Regions from separate parts of the Mus musculus genome. Here region 1 is linked to region 2. The links are chromatin loops, found by intact Hi-C in ENCODE. Cell type or tissue: heart. All regions are shown on one strand. Links, peaks and the distances in the headings refer to the core of each region. The heading gives the core; the rest is flanking DNA.

Evidence for each region. Hi-C counts contacts between places; a loop is a spot of excess contacts. Peaks named below come from ENCODE experiments on the same cell type or tissue, not always from the same donor. Only the 100,000 strongest peaks of a DNase experiment are listed, where the experiment ranks them.
Region 1: a loop joins it to region 2, with 2.6 times the contacts of the local background. A loop is called at or near these places in 8 of 42 quality-filtered maps.

Annotation. Positions count from the first base shown.
Region 1 is chr17:8,941,249-8,949,248 of GRCm38, reverse strand. It overlaps Pde10a (phosphodiesterase 10A), which reads right to left. Exons shown (of 22, transcript NM_011866.2): 6 at 7,968-8,000; 7 at 6,222-6,377; 8 at 4,829-4,879; 9 at 4,255-4,313; 10 at 2,402-2,453. Among named protein-coding and RNA genes, the nearest start is that of 1700010I14Rik, 43 kb to the left of the region's middle. In heart, for the core only: no CTCF peak of the experiment used is centred there; no DNase peak of the experiment used is centred there; H3K27ac peaks cover 267 bases; H3K27me3 peaks cover 3,756 bases.
Region 2 is chr17:8,463,630-8,475,105 of GRCm38, reverse strand. No RefSeq gene overlaps it. Among named protein-coding and RNA genes, the nearest start is that of T, 35 kb to the right of the region's middle. In heart, for the core only: a CTCF peak has its summit at 6,211 (motif pointing left); a DNase peak (open chromatin) is centred at 6,225; H3K27me3 peaks cover 6,110 bases.

The DNA.
Region 1 (8,000 bases), core at 1-8,000, 480 kb before region 2:
CTGTGAATAGGGTACACGGATTATGAAGCACAGTGGAATTCACGTGTACGTCTGTCTACGTGCTGATCCCAGCATATGGCACCTAGGACACTTCATGAGCACCCATGTCCCTGCTCATCTTGAAATACTAGAGCACTTCCTAGGAGCTGCCGACCAGCTAGCGGCCTCCCTTCCTGAGAATCCTCAAGCGCTCTGAGCTCCTTTGCCTATCAGGATGCTCCTGGCGCCCTGATTTGTCTATCAGCCGTGGCCAACACCCACTCAGCCTGCTGGATGTCTGTGAACAGTGACTATAAGAGATATGAGATTCTCCACGCCTTTAATCTCCACATTCTGAAGGCAGGGGCAGATGGAGCTCTGGTTTCTGGCCCAGCCAGGGCTACACAGTGAGCCATTGACTAAACATTAAACGCATGAGACAGGGGCTGGCCAGCACAAAGCGATGGCTCTCCAAGCTCAAGAGCAGGAAAGCTCCTCTCCTCTTCTTGCCTCTCAGCCTTTCCTACCTCAGGCTTTAGTAGTGGAAGACGGGCCCGTAGAGATCAGAGTCTCGGGACACTGGCAGGCAGGGCCCTTGAGGTTGAGAAACCACGCAAAGCTTGGTCTAAGAGCTGAGGGTGTCATTCGGTCGAGGTCGCAAGAGCACTGCCAAGCACGCCTAGGCTGAGTCCTAAATAGACACTGCTCTTGTGAGGGAGGCCAGGCTGGCTAGTGTGCCTCACTTGTTCCAATTATTTTTACTGGCAGTCCACTCTCCACCTACAGAGTGGCTTCAAAAACACCCAAGGCAAGTAGGTGTGTCACTACGTTTATCCCAGCTAAGAAGAATTACAGGTCTGTTTCTATCTATTTCCCCTTTAAGGATCCGTGAGTGTTAGTCTGTGCACACATATGAGAGTGACCGCTGAGGCATCAGAGTGACCACTGAGGCCGGAAGAATGCTGGATCCCTTTGAGCTGGGGTCACAGACAGTTGTGAGCCACCAGATGTGTGTGTTGAAAACCATACTCCGAGAGCAGCATGTGACCTTAACTACCAAGGCATCTCACCAGCCCCTCATTCTTACCGATTCATCTTTCTTTACACTTCGACATTTTGGTTGTTGTCATCTCTAGCTTGTTTCCCGGGAGTCTTTTGTAAGTATCCCTCCCACTCATACCCATCCTAACCTTTATTTCCTATTGCTTCTAATCTTCATGTCTGCATGCTTTCCCTCCCATTCATATTCAGTCCCCCTTCTCCTTTCTCCAGTCTGTTCTCTTCCCACTTTGTAACTGTGAATATCACTCCACAGTGCCATCGGCCACATTTCTGCTGTCAGCAATCGTGTGCCTTATGCTATGCGCAGCACTTGGTCAGGGCCCTCAGCCTCCCATAAACAGTACTGGAGAATAGGACACTCAAGTGAAGACAATGCATTGGGAAGACTCGTGTAAGATAAAACAAACAGGAAACATTGGGAAAAGAAGGCCTGGAGGGATTGGGGGGGGGGGGGGACGGGACATAAAAGCAAAGAGAAACTGAAAAATGATAAAACAAGCCACTGCACCTCCCCAGTGTGCAGACAGAAGGTAACAGGGTGGCCGAAACGCTTGGGAGATATTTTAGGGTTTACTTCCAAAAGCCATCCGTAATTCGATGTGGGGCTCAAATAACCAGCTGATCAAAGGGAGGTGACTTGGGTGGGACAAGGAACTCACCAAGTGAGTGAAAGGTGAGTGACCTGTAGGACAGAGTCACAGAAGGCAAACTCAATAAGGAAGCAGGTTCCCGGGAAGAACACAGCATAGAAATAGGAGTTAGCCACCAAACAAATGGTGGAGCGTGGATTCATAGACGGGGAAGTGTGAAAGGGGGCAGCGAAGGGTGGGGGCTGGGTGGACAGACACAGCTAGCAAACCTCAGACACAACTGAGTGACTGAGCATGGCTGAGAACTCTGGGATATGCAGAAGAGGCTGGACCCGAGAGCCCATGTGCTGGAAGGAGAGATGAGACAGGAAATCTCCAGACACAGACGGTGCAGCCACTAAAGTTACCATGGAGAATTTCGCAGGGCATCTGCTTCCAGGACAGGGATGCTGAAACGCAACTCAAGTAGATGGAATTTTAGCATCAGCATCCAGTGAGGCTCGCTAACATGACATATATGGGAAGTGCCTTGGAGAGCAGGAAGCCGAAACCAAGCTTTCCCCAAGTACAGCTGTTTAAACAAGTCTGTTCTGACGCCCTCCCCAGATCACAGGGGTTGGTGAAGGAAGGCCAGGGGGATCTCAGAGCACCATAGTTCATATAAATTAATAGAGTGTATTCTCCTAGTACATACAAATGTCACACCATGAATGAAGACCAAGGAATTAGGGTTTAAAGAAAATCACGGTCAAAACCAAAAAAAGACCTACCATGATGTGTTCAAGTAGAGAGTCTATGGCAACTATGTTATCAAAGTATGTCCTGGAAAAGAAAATATAAAAGATGAATCCCAGGAGTAACCTTATTGCTGTCACAGTGCATGTTAAACTCCAAACACATTATATGGGCTCCAAGTGTAAATAAACAGATATGCATGTAATTTGATATTTTTTGTCTTCTTTCAGAAGCAATAAACATTAATTTAAAAAAAAAATCAGTGAACCATTATCATTGCCTTAGTACAGACTAAGTCAAGTAGAGTCATCCAGTAATTATGGTATTGCTCAGTTGAAAGGTGGGGGAAAGGCTGCAATGAGAGTTACCTGGAATTTGATTCAGGTCAACCAAACCTAACGTTCTCATGAGCCGTCTCAAGGCGGGGGAGGGGGGCAGGGGGGACGACTTTACATTTATTAAATCCACCAATACGGTTAGGATACACATGGTCTCTGGGGGCGTGGGGGGGGGATGGAGAAAGTAGAGGCTAAACCATACCAAGGCATCAGAATTGACCAGAAATGAAACACCATACTGTAAGTAGTCAGGACTAGTGACCTGCGTTGCTTTATTTAACTAAAGTAAAACCCAGGGTCGGTAGCAAGAGTGCACTGTGGAGGCGGGGAGATATCTGCTAGGATGTTTTGAATCCCAGAGATTCCCTGATAGCTGGCCACCGCAGGACTCATCAGAGAGCACAGGCGATGGGTTCTGCTGGCTCTGTGAGGGTTTCAGCCCTGCTCTGAAATTAGCCTGGCATACAATGATCCCACAGTATAGTCTCCTTCACTTGAGGGCAGTGAGGTCAATGCTTCTCTGCATTGTGAGCTCAGTGCTTCACAGAGAAGGCAGCTCTGGAGTGACCGAGCTTCCTACTGGAGCAGAAGGCAGAAAGAAGGTCATAGCGTGTCACACAGGCATTTAGGTGGCTTTGGGACACTTCCAAAATATGCAAATGTTCCCACTCTCTGGGCTCTGAAGTAGCTTCAGCAGGGTTCCCATCATTTTGACAAAGCTTAACTGTTTGAAAGTGGAGCTGACTGAGTGATGGTTAAAACTGCTTTGGCCACAGGCCTCTAATTTCAGATTCCAAAGAAGAGCTACAAAATGAGCCAGCAACTCACAGTCTGCGTGTTCTGCAGGGCTCCGTCCGGCATGTGCTGGCGAGGAGTTAGGAAGCACCACAGCAGGGCAAGAGCAGCCATGGCTGGCAACAGTGCTGCCGGAGGCTGTGTCCTAGCTCATCCCCTTCCCTGTCCCCTTGTCCTTGTCACCTTGCCCCTCCCCCGTCCCCAGCTTTCAGGAACTCTGGTAGGAGGGCGTGGCCTGGGTGACCATGTCTGGGACTTTAAGGTTTTGGTTATTAATGAGGTGGGTTGGTCCCCTGCTGTAGCAACCTGGAGTTTAATAAATATCTATAATGGCTTCCACTACTAGCCCAGGGGAGATGATCTAGACCAAGCTTCCAGGAAATGGAACTGTTTTCTCAAAATCACCTCTGAGACACTTTACACAGAAAGGCATTATTAACAATACTGTGCAAAGAGACATTGTTAGAAAAAGACAGAGCAAATGCACCCTGGGAAAAGGTAGAGAGATTAGAGGAGGTATGTTCTAAGAGGGTCTATTTACAAATTAAATGTCACATAAAGACAACCATGTACGCCTCTGTCACCTTTAACGTACAAGCTGGCTGTGGATAAAGATGCAATTCTATAATCCGCATGCGACTAGCGACTCTTCCCAGGATGTTGCCCATGCAGCGAATGGAGATGTGTCACCATCGAGACCTGCGCTTTATGCCCCGTTGTCACCAAACCCAGGAGATGCCCAGGCAAACACTTACTTTGATACGTCGAGTAGGAAGTCATTCAGTTCGGTCTGTTTGGCGAGACCTCTACACACCTGCCACATATACAATGGTTGTTAGTTATTCAAGAGCTCTGCTGGCTGGGACCCGAACCCAGAACACTGTTAACATGGGCACTATCACCCTCACTGCCAGAAAAGCGCAACAGGATAAACTGTGTTTGACAGAACCTTGTGTTTCTTATCTCACTGGAGAACGGCACAACTCTATGATCTGGGACAGATACATGGGCCTCCCTGACTAAGTTACACATCTACTCCTACTTCTAAACCTTGTCATCTAGCACATATGTCATGGGCCAAGGAGAATCTTCTACTCATAGCTCTACCCTGCAATTGCGCTTTTCTTCTTCTTGTGAAAAAATATAACCCCTATGTACTTGTGATAAGACTTAAGATGGTTTACAACTGAATGTAAGGGATCAAGTAGATAAAATGGTTCAGATATAATACAACATCCAAGACCAATGCCTGAGGTCCTTGCTAGCCTCACATCCAGCCCCCACTACCATTTGCCTTGGAATGTCCTCATAAGAACACCCCAGACTCACCTGCACCTGGTGTATTGCTACGGAAGCCCAAGCAAGATTGGCTGTTGCAACCTACAAAACATACACATGTGCATATCAAACAACCTTGATCTTGGGTCAGCAGGTTTGCACAGCAAGCCATCTGGCCAGTGTGCATCATCTTGTTTTAATATTAAACAATTATTTTTCAGTTTAGCAAAAATTGAAACTGAAAACGTCTCTAATTGCCTGTTCAGGCTGGTGGGGGATCCCTAAGAGGGGAAAATACCATGTGCACACCTCATGCATTCGAGGACTCAAGCTTATATTCCAATTGTGTTTTTACTTTTATTTCCATGTGTGTCATGTGTAGGCACATATATGCACATGTATGAAGGGCAGAGAATGATCAAAGAAATGTCTACCTACTTTGAGGCAATATCCCACCAGCCTAGAGTGCAGCCATTAGACTAGATTTGATGGACAGAGTCTCAGGGACCCACCTGTCTCTGCTCCCCAGGACTAGTGACTACAGAGACTTGCATTGCCACATTTGGCTTTTTAAAGGGGTTTTGGGAAACCCATTCTCATACTGCTCACTGAGCCGTCCTCCCCTTCCCATATTCCCCTCCTGTCACTGGTTTCCACATTGCATGTCTTTGCTGGGTACAAAGTGTTAGTTCTAGGTGAAGTCCCGGAGGAGAGAATAAGACCAAGGCTGGAGAGGAAGGAAGTGTCTCGTGCAATTGAAAGGACAGTGAATGGTGTATATGGCAGGACAGAAGGAAGGACCTGACAGGTTCCATGGCAGAAGTCACTCAAGGCACTAGGTGTGAGGTGACAGGGACTGCTCTCCAAGGCACTGGGAGGCAAGACTTCTTCCCAGGGGCCTGGGTGTGGAAGAAGTGAGGGACAGCCCAGGAAACTAGAAGTAGATCATTCAGAAATGGGGTGCAGCCAGACCCCTAGGGACCTGGTTCATCCAGCCAGCACAAGAAAGGTACCAGTGCTGGCAGTATGTGACTTCAGTGTTAATGAGTCAACTCCAATGCAGCCCATGAAGAGACAGCAGAGACTGGAGTGTTCATGTAACTTAGGAAGAAAGAACATCTACGGAAGACACGAGGCAACCAGGACTCCATCCTGTTGCTTGGCTGGATATGCACCAAAGCACATTTTTGTTGTTGTTGTTGTTGTTGTTAAGATATATTTATATAAGAAAAAGAAAAGCCAAAACTGTACTTCTGATTTAGCCATTCTTCTCTAAAAACAGCTGCTCAAGAGAACAGGTTTTTAAGAATGCTGCTGTTCACAGCCAGACACGGTCCGGCTGATAGTGACTTCGAGATCCATTCATGTTGTCACTTAACACTGGCGGGGACCACCAACGAAGGGAAGAGGACAGAAGGTGCAGAGAGCAGGGTCGGAGCCTCACCTCCTGATGGCTGAGGCAGAAGGCCTCTTTGCCCCAGTGCCTGTACAGTTCAAGGATGCCAATCAAGTCTCCAATGGCAGTGACAATGGGCAAGCAAAGAACAGACTGGATGCGGGTTCCTGATTCCAGGCCAGTACCTCGAGGAAATCGCTCATCCTGGAAATCAAGCAAGGAAAACCAGGAACTTCAGGGCCTCTCAGCGTTTGCATGCATACTCAGTGGATGCCAGTGTCATGTGACCGGAAGAACACTTATCAGCAAGTCTGGCACTGGCTCCCTCCTTCTCTGCTGGAACCGCCCCAGGCTTCCCAGGTGAACGCAGCAGAGAGAGCACAGGCAGACACACACATGAAGACAGGTGCACACAAACACGCCTTCTCTTCTGTTTTTAAAGTCATGCCAACCATTGCCTAAGTTGAACTTCAAGGGCCCACGCCATGTCCTAGAGGCAAACATTATCAGTTACTTAGCACCACAATGAAGATGGATTCAGCTTGAATGATTTTTCTATCTCAGCTAAAATTCCAGCAGGCCAGTACAGAGCAATGGGAAGGATTAATATCAAGACGGCAGTTCAATACGCTCAGATTCTACTATCTACAGGAAGCTAATGGGACATGTCAAACTCTCCCTGAATGGGGGGCAATATGAAAGTGTTCCTGTAGCTTTTAGCTTTTGAAAGCCTGCATTCAGAACTGAACGTTTTCAAATGAGAATCCACAGAGCATCTACTCTTGCTTGCTTCCTTCCTTCTCTTTCCTCACTGTGGATCCTTTCTTTCCTTCCTCCTTTCTTTCCTTCCTTTTTTCTTCCTTCCTTCCTTCCTTTACTCCAATAAAGCAATAGCAACTTTGTTCTAGGTAAATCATTGTCAGAAGAAGAAAAAGGAGGAGGTGCTGGAGGAGGAGGAAGAAGAGGAGGAGGAGAAGCCACATTTCAAGTCTCTATCAGTTCAGCAGTTTCCCAAAACAAATTCCCCCCACATATGTTATTGCCTTCATTTGTCCCCTGTGAAGCCAGCACCACCTGAAGTAACATTCATCAGACATTTGCCTAAACACTCTTGACAAACTGTGCTAAGGATGTCTGCCATCCCTCTTGGCAGCTGCATCTTTTCTGGTACCCTCTGACACCGAGGAGACCCAGTCTGGCCTCAGGCATGTTCACACAATTGCTATTCTGGCTAAGGGGAAGGCAGTGAGTTCGATGTCTACGGTGGGTTTTTAACTTTCCACTTCTCTTCTCATCAGACCCTACCACGCTGTCCTCACAGGTGGGGAGTGAGAAATGCCAGCAGGGTCACTGGAAACCAGCCATACCTAGCTCATGGCCAGCTGACATCTGTCTTCTATTACCCAGAAACCTACAGCCCACCTCAGCAGAATGGCCATCAATAGATGCCTGAGAACTGGGCACTGCAGGGAACCCTTCAGATGAGACGGTCAGTCCTGCATCAGTGCCAATGTGAGTTACCAAGAGGTGCCACACCATCTAATTTACGTGGATAGAAACTTCTTTTTTCTGTTTAACCAGGTGTTGAAATAAGGGCTCCATTTCCCAGGGAGCACCATGGGTGTAATTTTTCTGAATAAGAAGGTTAAACTCTAAGCCAATTCATTTATTGATCTGTATCTTCATTTAATGCTTTTATAATTAATCAGGAGACAACTTGAATGGCAAGACCAAAATGATGTATATCATCTCTCTTAATTAAGTCCTCAGACCGCCAGGGTCAAAGTGCCTTACCCCAAGGATATCCTCTACCAACAACGTCTTCCT
Region 2 (11,476 bases), core at 2,103-10,102:
CCAGTATATAAATAAACTCAAAGACAAAAACCACATGATCATCTCGTTAGATGCGGAGAAAGCATTTGACAAAATCCAACACCCATTCATGATAAAAGTCTTGGAAAGATCAGGAATTCAAGGCCCATACCTAAACATGATAAAAGCAATCTACAGCAAACCAGTAGCCAACATCAAAGTAAATGGTGAGAAGTTGGAAGCAATCCCACTAAAATCAGGGACTAGCCAAGGCTGCCCACTTTCTCTCTACCTATTCAACATTGTACTTGAAGTCCTAGCAAGAGCAATTTGACAACAAAAGGAGATCAAGGGGATACAAATTGGCAAGGAAGAAGTCAAAATATCACTTTTTGCAGATGATATGATAGTATATATAAGTGACCCTAAAAATTCCACCAGAGAACTCCTAAACCTGATAAACAGCTTCAGTGAAGTAGCTGGATATAAAATTAACTCAAACAAGTCAATGGCCTTCCTGTACACAAAGGATAAACAGGCTGAGAAAGAAATTAGGGAAACAACACCCTTCTCAATAGTCACAAATAATATAAAATACCTTGGCGTGACTCTAAGGAAGTGAAAGATCTGTATGATAAGAACTTCAAGTCTCTGAAGAAAGAAATTAAAGAAGATCTCAGAAGATGGAAAGATCTCCCATGCTCATGGATTGGCAGGATCAATAATAGTAAAAATTACTATCTTGCCAAAAGCAATCTACAGATTCAATGCAATCCCCATCAAAATCCCAACTCAATTCTTCACAGAGTTAGAAAGGGCAATCTGCAAATTCATCTGGAATAACAAAAAACCTAGGATAGCAAAAACTCTTCTCAAGGATAAAAAAACCTCCAGTGGAATCACCATGCCTGACCTAAAGCTGTACTACAGAGCAAGTCCCACTTTTAATCCTGACATCTAACAAGTCCCACTTTTAATCCTGACATCTAACAAGTCCCACTTTTAATCCTAGCATCTAACAAGTCTTTCTGTTGATCACTGTCTTCTAGCCCACCAGTCCATCTCTTTTCTTTTTTTATAGGATATTTTCTTTATTTACATTTCAAATGTTCTCCCCTATCCTGCCCTCCCTCCTCCTGCTTCTGTGAGGGTGTGCCCCCACCCACCAACCCACTCCCTCCTCCTGCTTCTATAAGGGTATGCCCCCACCCACGCACCCATTCCCTCCTCCTCCTCAAATTTCCCTACACTAGGGCATCGAGACTTCACAGGACCAAGGGCCTCTTCTCCCATTGATAGCTGACGAGGCCATCCTCTGCTACACATGTGGCTGGAGCCATGGGTCCCTCCATGTGTACTCCTTGCTTGATGGTTAGACCCTGGGAGCTCTGGTTGGCTGATATTGTTGTTCTTCCTATGGGGTTGCAAATTCCTTCTGCTCCTTCAGTCCTTTCTCTAACTCCTCCATTGAGGACCCTGTGATCAGTTCGATGGTTGGCTGCGAGCATCCGCCTCTGTATATGTCAGGCTCTGGCAGAGCCTCTCAGGAGACATCAGTGCTCTTAACCACTGAGCCATCCCTCCAGCCCATCTCTTTTCTTTCCTGGAAGCCGTTCAGAAATGCCCTGATTTCCACACCATGGCTGTCCTGTCTGTGGAAGACTTGCAAGCCCTTTCCTGGCTCCTTTGGATCATCGCCTGCTGTCTCTTACAGGACACTTCGCCAGTCTCTAAAATGCACCAAATCATTTTCTTAACCGGAGGCACCGTCCTCTGTCTGCAACCCTTTTATCTAAACTGCCTATAAGAGCCATCTTCTCAGCGTTACACACCAGCAGGAAGTTCATCTCGGGCCCTGTCACACTGTCTTAGACACTCACCCATCTGGGGACATTCAGTGAAGACTAAGCTCAGATCAACTCAGTGAACACCGTCCCCAGCTTCCAGCACGATGCCTCATGCATATGGGGAGAGCTTAACAAATACTTAAGAGAGTGGAGGAAAATCTTTATCTTTGACAATAAGAATTGCACTTCATAGGATAAAACAAATCAAATTAAGCAGTGTCCAGGAATAATTATGAAACTGCTGAGGGGAAGTCTATGTATATTTTACTTATTATGCATATAGTCATAGATCTTAATATATCATAGATTGATCCTGATGGCAAAAACCATTGATATCTGTTTACAAAGCCTGCATGTGCATTTTTAAATCATCAACAAGTTTACTTGAAATGAAGTAATACCATTTGTATAGAAGCGTGTTTTTACTCATCCAGTGCTGCATTTAACCATCTACGCTAAGATCAGTCAGAGTGTTTCCAGCCCCAGGTAACAATAACAAAAACCTATGATCAAAATTATAGCAAGTTCGCCACAAAGGATAGCGTGATCTGAGGGGACTCAAAATAGAACATAATGAAGAAATTAATAATTTCAAGTCACAAGAATCCCAGAGTTATACTGTACCTCAGAGTTGGTAAATAGCTTTCTGGGGACGTTATCTGAGACTCGAAGAGTCTGCCTGTTCTCTCTCCTTTAACTGAGACTCTCTCCTTAACCAAACATCCATCCGCACCTTCTTACCTGGTGTTGAAGACAAAGATGGTAGCCGTGGAGGTAGAAGAAGGTAGAGTGCTTTAATATGGACTTACTGAAGAAAGGACAAGGGAGGAACCCAGCTTGGATGCCCGGCTTGCAGTAAAAGGTTCTGACATGCTCTGAAGCACTGTATAAACAGCACTAAAAAGGAAGAGTCGAGCATTCTATTTTAAGGATCTGGAGAGATGGCTCAGTGGTTAAAAGTACTGAGTGATCTTGCAGAGAACCTGCCACCACCAGTTTCTAATACCCACATGGCAGCCACAACCACCTGTAGTGCCAGTTCTGTGTGGTCCAACACCCTTTACTGGCCTCTGCAGGCATCTGCATGCATCTGGTACATCCAAATACAAATTTAAAAAAAAGTAGATAAATCTTTTTTTTTTTTAACTTAAAAATAATTCTATTTCAGGATGCCAGATCGATGGCTGAGTAGAGATGCCTGGGACATTTCCCTCCAAACCAAGGACCCAGACAGAAAAACAGCAGCTGGGGTGTCCACGGAAGAATCCAGAGGTGCAGAAGGGATGTGGCAGCCATGTCAGAGAGCACAGAGATGTGTAATTGACCTGACATAGAAGGGCTCAAAGCCTCTGTCCTTCCATCTGTCTAGGTCAGCCCCAAAGCAGTGTCACAAGAGAATGCAGGAGAGCATAGCTGCACGCCCTCATGGCGTGGTCAGCTAGAGCACTGGCTACCCAAAAGTCATTAGCCCTCCCTGTCTGAGCTCAGCAGGAGGATCTGCTGAGGTACTGCACTCTATTTCCTGGAAGAAAAACCCTACGACATACTATACCTTTCCCCACTCAGGTGCCTACAACACAGACCCATCTGATGTTCAGCCCCTAGCATCCCTGACACAGTCAAGCCGTGGCTACACAAACAGCTCAGCTAGCACCGCTCTGAGAACTATCCGGATCACCTGCCTACCCTCCCAAAGACTCGTGAGCATCCGGACAACCTACCTGGATCCTCTTGATACAGTGTCTCCTGTGAAAATTGGGTGGCTGCTCCCACCCTCTTGCTGCCCTAGAAAGCAGTGGGATGGAACCACCAACCCTCCTGAGACCTGAAGAAGCATCAGAAATACTGTTCTCAGAAACCTAGAGCCACCAAAGCTCCGTGGCCATGCCAAGCTCCCCGACACAAGCCCTCAAGAGCAGCCTTGCAACCTATTTGGACCTTGGAAACTGGCAGGAACTCCATGCCCGCAGCTGAGCACAGTTCTCAAAGCCACCAATAAGCCTGACCCACCTAAGAAAACTGCCTCCCAGTGAAACCCCACTGAGTCAGACACTGCTAATGCAGAAAAAGCTGCTACACTAAGTGTCCCCCCTGAAAGCAAAAGCCAACCCATCGTATCCAAACCAGCTTCTAAGGATACTTAACCAGGAGAGTGTCATTTACTAGGAAAGTCTTTCTAGGACATTGGCAGCTGATCCAAATGTGCAAGGGTCACCATAAAGACAGGAAAAGAATGAAAGTCCAAAAGGTACAATAACCCCATAATAATACCCCTCAGAGGAAAGAAGCTGTTGAACTACCTGACAAAGAATTCAAGATAATTAATTTTAAGAAATGGAAAGGGGGTGGGAGAGATGGCTCAGTGGCTAAGAGCACTGACTGTTCTTCCAGAGGTCCTGAGTGCAATTCCCAGAAACCGCAGGATGGCTCACAACCATCTGTAATGGGCATCTGTAATGCCCTCTTCTGGTGTGTCTGAAGACAGTAACAGTGTACTCATATAAATAAACAAACAAACAAACTTTTGAAGGAAGAGAGAGAGAGAGAGAGAAATTGAGAGAAAGAGAAATGATAACAGAGACCATTAAAGAAGAATTAAACAGAAATCTTGGAGCTGAAGAAGTCAATAAATAATCCTAAACCGGGTGGTGGTGGCGCACGCCTTTAATCCCAGCACTTGGGTGGCAGAAGCAGGCGGATTTCTGAGTTCGAGGACAGCCTGGTCTACAGAGTGAGTTCCAGGACAGCCAGAGCTACACAAGAGAAACCCTGTCTCGAAAAACAAAACGAAACAAAAAAATCCTAAATACTCTTATGAGCCTTGGAAAATTGTACATAACTATCTAGCAAAAATTATTTAAGGAAAAAAATTAAGAATATCTATGAGAGTTATGGAGCATGGTCAAAAGGACACATTTATCAGTGTATACTGGGCCAGAGCCATAAGACAAGAGAAAGGAAGTGATCTGGATAGTAAGGGTTTATAAAAATAAGCAATCGTGTCTATAAAAACTAAAAAACAAATAATTAAAATTTGACCTACAAATTTAAGAAGGTTATTGGACATAAAAGTCAGCATGCGGATTAAGAGGTTTTTATATCCCGGTAACAACACTGAGAAAAGCATTCAGAGAGCAATCTCATTCATAATGGTGGCAGGAAGTATTAAACTACCTGGAGAGAAATATAATCCAGGAGTGGATGGCCCTTATAGTGCAACTTACCCAATACAGACAAAAGAAATTAAAAAGGGCACCAAAAACCAAAAAAAGACACAATGTGTTAGTAAGTTGACGAGTTAATTAATTTTTACAGTAACTTATTTGTTTTTATTTTATGTGCATTGTCTATACATATGTCTGCAGAGGATCTCCTGGAACTCAAGTTACAGACCGTTGTGAGCCACCCTGTGGTTGCTGGGAATTGAACTCAGGACCTCTGGAAGAGCAGTCAGAGTTCTTAACCACTGAGCCATCTCTCCAGCCCTGTGTTAATATTCTTAAAATACCCTAAATGTCCTTTTCATATGTGTTTGTTCTTGTGAAGTAGGGCGACTTGTAGGTGTCCTGGAGGTCACTGTGTAGTCCAGGCTAGCCTCATCATCTGGAGGCTAGTCCCAACACCTAACCAGTCTTTCCACGCTGGTAGCTGTCTCCTGGTCCCACCAGTCACTCTCATGTTGCTTGGAGGAATGTGTTTTTATGGCTGACCACTTGGTGTTGGAAAACTAGTTAAGGGGTGACCATCCCTTGAAAAGACGGATTATGCAGACGGTTTTTTAATATGATCCCAAGACACAGACAGCAAAAGCAAAAGTTGAAAACCAAACTCTAAAGCTCTGTACAAGAAAAGGTTCAACACACAGACTACAGAGACATTCACAGAAGACGAAAACCTCTCTGTACTGTCGGCCTGGCTGTGAATCCGCAGATCTCAACAGCGCGACGGCAAAACACAAGGGATCTGACTCAAAATGCACAGTCGTTAAAAAGCGGAAGAGCTCCAAACTTGATAATCTTCCTCTGAATCCCTCTGACCAACCAGCCTCAAGTTCTAGTGGAAACTGAGCTGGGTTGGCTCTTGAATCTGAGTTCCCCTCAGTGGGTACTGGGGTCCCAGACAGTCTCAACAGGGTAAGCCCGGTTTCTCTCTGTATCCCAGCTCAGACCTGACCCTGCAGTCCCTTACACCTCCTGCAAAGCCTCCGGGCTGGATAGCAATCTCCGTGTCCTCACAGCGGAGACTTGTCAATTCCAGCTATGGCCTTCTAGTCCTGCCCTGCAGTTCATCAGTCATGATGTTGCTATCTAGCGCAGCATCTTCCTCTATTGCCTTAGCTAGGCTCTGCTGTGGCTCCAGCCTCATCCACAGGACGCGGGCCTGCAGAGCATCCTGAGGCGCCCTCTGGTGGCTTCTTCCGAAATGTCGCTCCATCCCCATTGGACTGAGGTCTGAGACAGCTGATAAACGTGCCTCCCTCGAGGGATCAATAACACTGATCCCAGGGAATCCAGCAGCTCAGCCCGTCTGAAAAAGCGATCGGGAAGCCCGGGAGGGTGGTTCTCACCAACGCAGCACAAAGTCCCTACCAGATATCTGTAACCTAGGGCTAGGACTCCTGGAGCAAGGGCCTCCTGGTCCTGGTTGGGTATCCAGTCGCCTCTACTCCATCCTTTTGTGGAACCCCATTTCTACCAAGACTCCCGCTGCTCTTCCAGCAGGTGGGCTCTTCTTCACAACACAGGACTGGGGTGGAAGAAAGCCAGCTGTCTCCTGATAAAGCCCTGGGGCTCAACCTTTGGTTTATCATTTATTTTGCTTTGAGACAAGATAAACCCAAGCTAGCCTCTAACTCAAGGCAATCCTCCTGCCTCTCCCTCCTTGGTTCTGAGCTAACAGATATGTACCACCACCCTGGCCAGGTTTTAAATCTTCCCAAAGAGGGAAAGCTGGGCCTGTTTTTTCCAGTTGGGAACACAGCTCTCCTCTCCCTCTTTCCCCTGCCCCCACCCCGAAGCAGAATACCCCTTGTGAAGCCGGACAGAAGGATGAACCTTTTCACAAATGTAATCATTAATTATCCATAAGTTTCAGCCAGGCAGACAGTTCAGTCAGTAAGGCACTTGCCCTACAAACATGGTGACCTGAGTTCAAACCCCCAGAACCAATACAAAAAACCTGCTGAGCACAGCTGTGTGCATCTGCAATCCTAACACCAGGGACATACAGCCAGGAGGACATGTGCTCTCAGGACAGCCTGTCCAGCCCAGTCAATGAAGCTCCTGCTTCAGCAAGGGTTTGGGACTATCCGTCAAAGGAAGGATGCACAGAGTGTTAGCAACATCCTGGAATGAATGGGAAACAAGAAATGACTTCTATCCATGTCTACCCACCCAGGTGGTAATCTACCAGGGCACCTGTCGCACATCGGGGACAGAGGCTGCTCTCCTCAATGCTTGTTCAGTGTCTGTGAAGAAGGCCACCCATGAGATGTATTCACAGACCCATACAGGTGCAGAGAGAGCTGGGGAAAGAAGTTTGCTGAGGAGTTAACAAGTTAATTTTAACTTCTTCGTCTCATTTGAATTTTCACATAGATACATAATTCGAATAAGTTGCTTTATATTACTTTAAAACAAAGTGATTAAGTACAATTTTTATGAAGTATCTCCTCAGAGCATAGCAGCTGGGGAAAGTCCTACTGAAAACTGGAGGAATGGCTAGCTACCTCAGGGAGTACAGGCCACAGGCTACCTTCTCCCAGAAGAAACCAGCGAGAAATAAACCAAGAAAACACAGCCGGAGAAACAAGGCACTGGGGTTCTGTAAGGATCCACAGGTCAACTAGACCTGTGGCGCTTGCCAGCACTAGAGAGGACAAGCCAGGCAAATCTCTATGAATTCAAAGCCAGCCTGGTCTACATAGTGAGTTCCAGGCTGCCAGAGCTCCAGGGAGACTCTGTCTCCTAACAAGAGAAAGAGAGGAGAGAGAGAGAGAGAGAGAGAGAGAGAGAGAGAGAGAGAGAGAGATCTATCCTCAGGGTCCTCGAAGCCCCCAGCTCCTCTTCAGTGCCCTGCTGTCCCAGCTCTGGATGAGGTCGCCCCCACTCTGAGATACTGTATCTACCCTATCCTCTGCTCCATACCACCACAGTGAAAACCTGGGATCTCTGTGATGTGATTGACAGGCCCCGGCCCCGCCCACTGGACTCAGCAGCCTAAGCCTGTGCTTCACTTCACATGGTCCACCCTCTCTCTCCCTGATCACCTGGCGAGGTGTTCACAGGTAGGACCTAAGTGAGCAGAGGAATGTGCCTGTGGTAAGCCCGATTTACAGCACCAGCATCAGGCTGTTTCTTACCCTCGGATCTGAGCCATGGCTTTGAAGCAATGAACTGATGTTTCCTGGTCAGGCACTTAGCTGTGATCCTACCTCAAAGATGGGCGGAAAGGCCGGGACTGCGCATGAGCAGTCATCGTGAGACAGTTGAGCTTGTCTAGGTGGCTGGAAGGCTGGCATGGCAGTGTGATCTGACAAGGTACTGTGGTTTCAGTTGGCAAGCCCCTAGCAAACCTCAGCAGCTTTCAAAGCTGTACAGAAAGACAGAAAAGCAAACAGAGTCAGCGGCCTGTGCGTGGTCCCAGGCCTCTGGGTCTACAGGATACCAGCCCATTGCTGAGACATGCAGGGGCTTCTCAGGCCTGTGGTCAATGCCATGAGGAAAGAACAGAATCTCCACTTTTATCACTTCCCAGATGCAGAGGCAAAGGATCTATGGAAAGCTCTAGAAGAAAAGATGCCAGGTGGCTGGAAGACAGAAAACAAGACAATCAGAAACATTTGAGGGCAGGATGAGACAGCATACAGCTAATAGTAGTAAAATGTCTCTCCTCCTCCTCCTCCTCCTCCTCCTCCTCCTCCTCCTCCTCCTCCTCCTCCCCCTCTCCCTCCCCCTCCCCACCCTGTCCTCTGAGTCTCTTTCTGTCTCTCTCTGTCTGTCTCTGTCTGTCTGTCTGTCTCTGTCTCTCTCTCTCTCTCTCTGTCTCTGTCTCCTCTCATATGCTTTGGTTGAGATAAGCTTTACCCTGTAGCCCATGCTGGTCACCTACTTGAAATCCTCCTGCCTCAGCTTCTCTAGTGCTGGAGTTACCCTAATGATCTCCCTGACATTACGTACGTGATCCCTGATATTTATTACGGGAGTGATCTCTGACATTCTTTTTCCCCCTAGGAACACTTTATATCTGTCTAGCATGTGTGAGACAGCTTCACACCGGTGACAGGAAAATTTTTCTATTTTCTTTATTTTCTGAGGGATTTACAATGAGCCTGTCACATGGCTTCTTTCACACAGCTGAATGTGCCCTTAAGTTCATCATGTCTTAACAGTGGAGCACAGTTGCCCACAGTGTGGGGTCGCATTAACAGAGCAGTGTGTGTCAGACCCAGAAGCCAGAATCCCCTGTCTCACTGCTCTTGTGGGACTCGTCAATTTTCATTCTGTTTGTTTGTTTGTTTGTTTTGGGGGGTGTTTTGTTTTGTTTTGTTTTGTTTTTGAGACAGGGTTTTTCTGTGTAGCCCTGGCTTTCCTGGAACTCACTTTGTAGACCAGGCTGGCCTCAAACTCAGAAATCCGCCTACCTCTGCCTCCCACGTGCTGGGATTAAAGGCGTGCACCACCGCCGCTGCCACCACCACCCGGCTGTCAATTTTAATTCTTAAAACAACTCTGAGAGCAAGTGCTGCCCCTGCCTGGAGAGAGCCGGGCCCCTGCCTGGAGAGAGCCGAGCACAGCATATTTTGTAGCCCCAGGAAACCATTATCCTAGCTGTGCAGAATAACCACCCTGTGTGCCATTGTGTGGGGAGACCATCCAAGAGTGATGTGCTGGAGTGGGCACACATGCAGTAAGTATCCAGTGATGTGGGTGATCTCGCCTTCACATCTGTGTTGCTGAGCCGCAAAGGCTCCATACAGGTTTGGCTTTGTTTAAATCTCAAGTCCCTCCCTGCCCATTTGTCCAGCCATGGTAACATCACAGATAGTCATACTATTTACAGTTTGAGCTTTCCACTACTGACGCTGATTTTCTTCCTTGTCAATTTTCCTTGACTTGGGATCACCCGGGCTGGAGGTGGGGTTGTCTATGAGGTATTTCCAGAGAGGTTTAACTGTAGAGGGAAGATCTACTCTGAGTGTGAATGGTACCATCCCACGGGCTATGGTACTAGCCTGACTGTGGACCCTGTGAAACCAGCCGCCCCATGCTCCTGCTGCTGTTCTGACTCCCTCACAACGGTGTGTTGCTCCATTAGACTGGGGTCAAACCAAACCGGTCCTTCCTAAAGTCTCTTTTGTCAGGGGTTCTGCCACAGCAATGCACCGCCAAAGACATCGGCACAGGTTCTGAGGGAGCAGTGTTCCCTTCCCGCCTGCCTCTGCTCCTTCCATGCCCATACTTCTGTTAGAACTGGCCCACCATCTGACACCAGTCTGAGTCCAGCTCTCCTTGGCCTCCTGCAGTCTGGCTTTAAGTCTTCCAGTGGGAATGAGATAGAGGTATCCTGGTGACAGGTGTCAATCTTGCACCCCTACAACTCTGATGGCATGGAGCACCTCTGGGCAGCCCAGCTCTCAGTCCTCCCCTGCAGACTCCCTGCTCCTGGTCCTGTTCTGATTAAAGTCATTCTTCCACCAGACTCCCCGGGGCTTCTCCCTACTCTGACAATCTCAATCTCTTAGAAATCAAGAGAATTCCACGGTATTCTGAATTCCTCTGAATTCGTCTTGGGTAGCCACCGTCTAGGGTTTGGTCTTGACCCTGGGAGCCGATGACCCACAGGACTCTGGCAGTTCCCCCACACAGAGGGCAGCACAGCTCTACCCAGACGGGACATGCCAGAGTTCTTACCCCTCTCTTCTAGGCTGACCTCCTGTAGCTTTCCCCAGTCACAAAGCACATCCCCCCAAGGTTCCTCACCACCATCCCAACCAAGGCTCTGACCACTCCTCTCTCCCCCATATCCTCACAACAGAGGTTTCTTCTCTTCAGACAGCAGCAAGACATACTTCCCTCAAGGCAGCTCCCAGAATCCTCTCCTGCCATTCATTCCCATCATCACCTACCAGAGACTCCGCTCTGTCTGCTCACCTCCAAGGCTCTGTAAAGAACTCAATCCAGGTCCCTGCCAGACAAGTTGGTCTCTAGAATGCATAGTTGTGGGGTTAGAGAGATGCTGGCCCAGCAGTGAATAGCACTCGCTGCCCTTGCAGAAGACACAGATCCACTTCCCATTACCTACCTTACAACCATTGGTACCTTTAACTCCACGGGATCCAATGCCCTCCTGACCTCTGAGGCATAGGCATGCACATGGTGCATATACATACATGTGGACAAAACACATACATAAAATAAATAGAGAATGCCTGATCGTGTCCTCAGGATATTCTGCAGTATCCCTTCCTTCCTGCTCAGGTTTCCCAGAAGTCTACCTGGCACACCACAATGGCTGAGAGTATTAGCCCAACTAGACGAGCCAGCAGCCATCACACTCCAAAGACTAAAATTATTAGCAAGACAAAGCCCTGAAGGGCATGACGCTTCACAAGACAGGCTCACCATCGCCATCGTGTGGCCATATGAACTTCTGCAGCTTTGGGCCGGCTG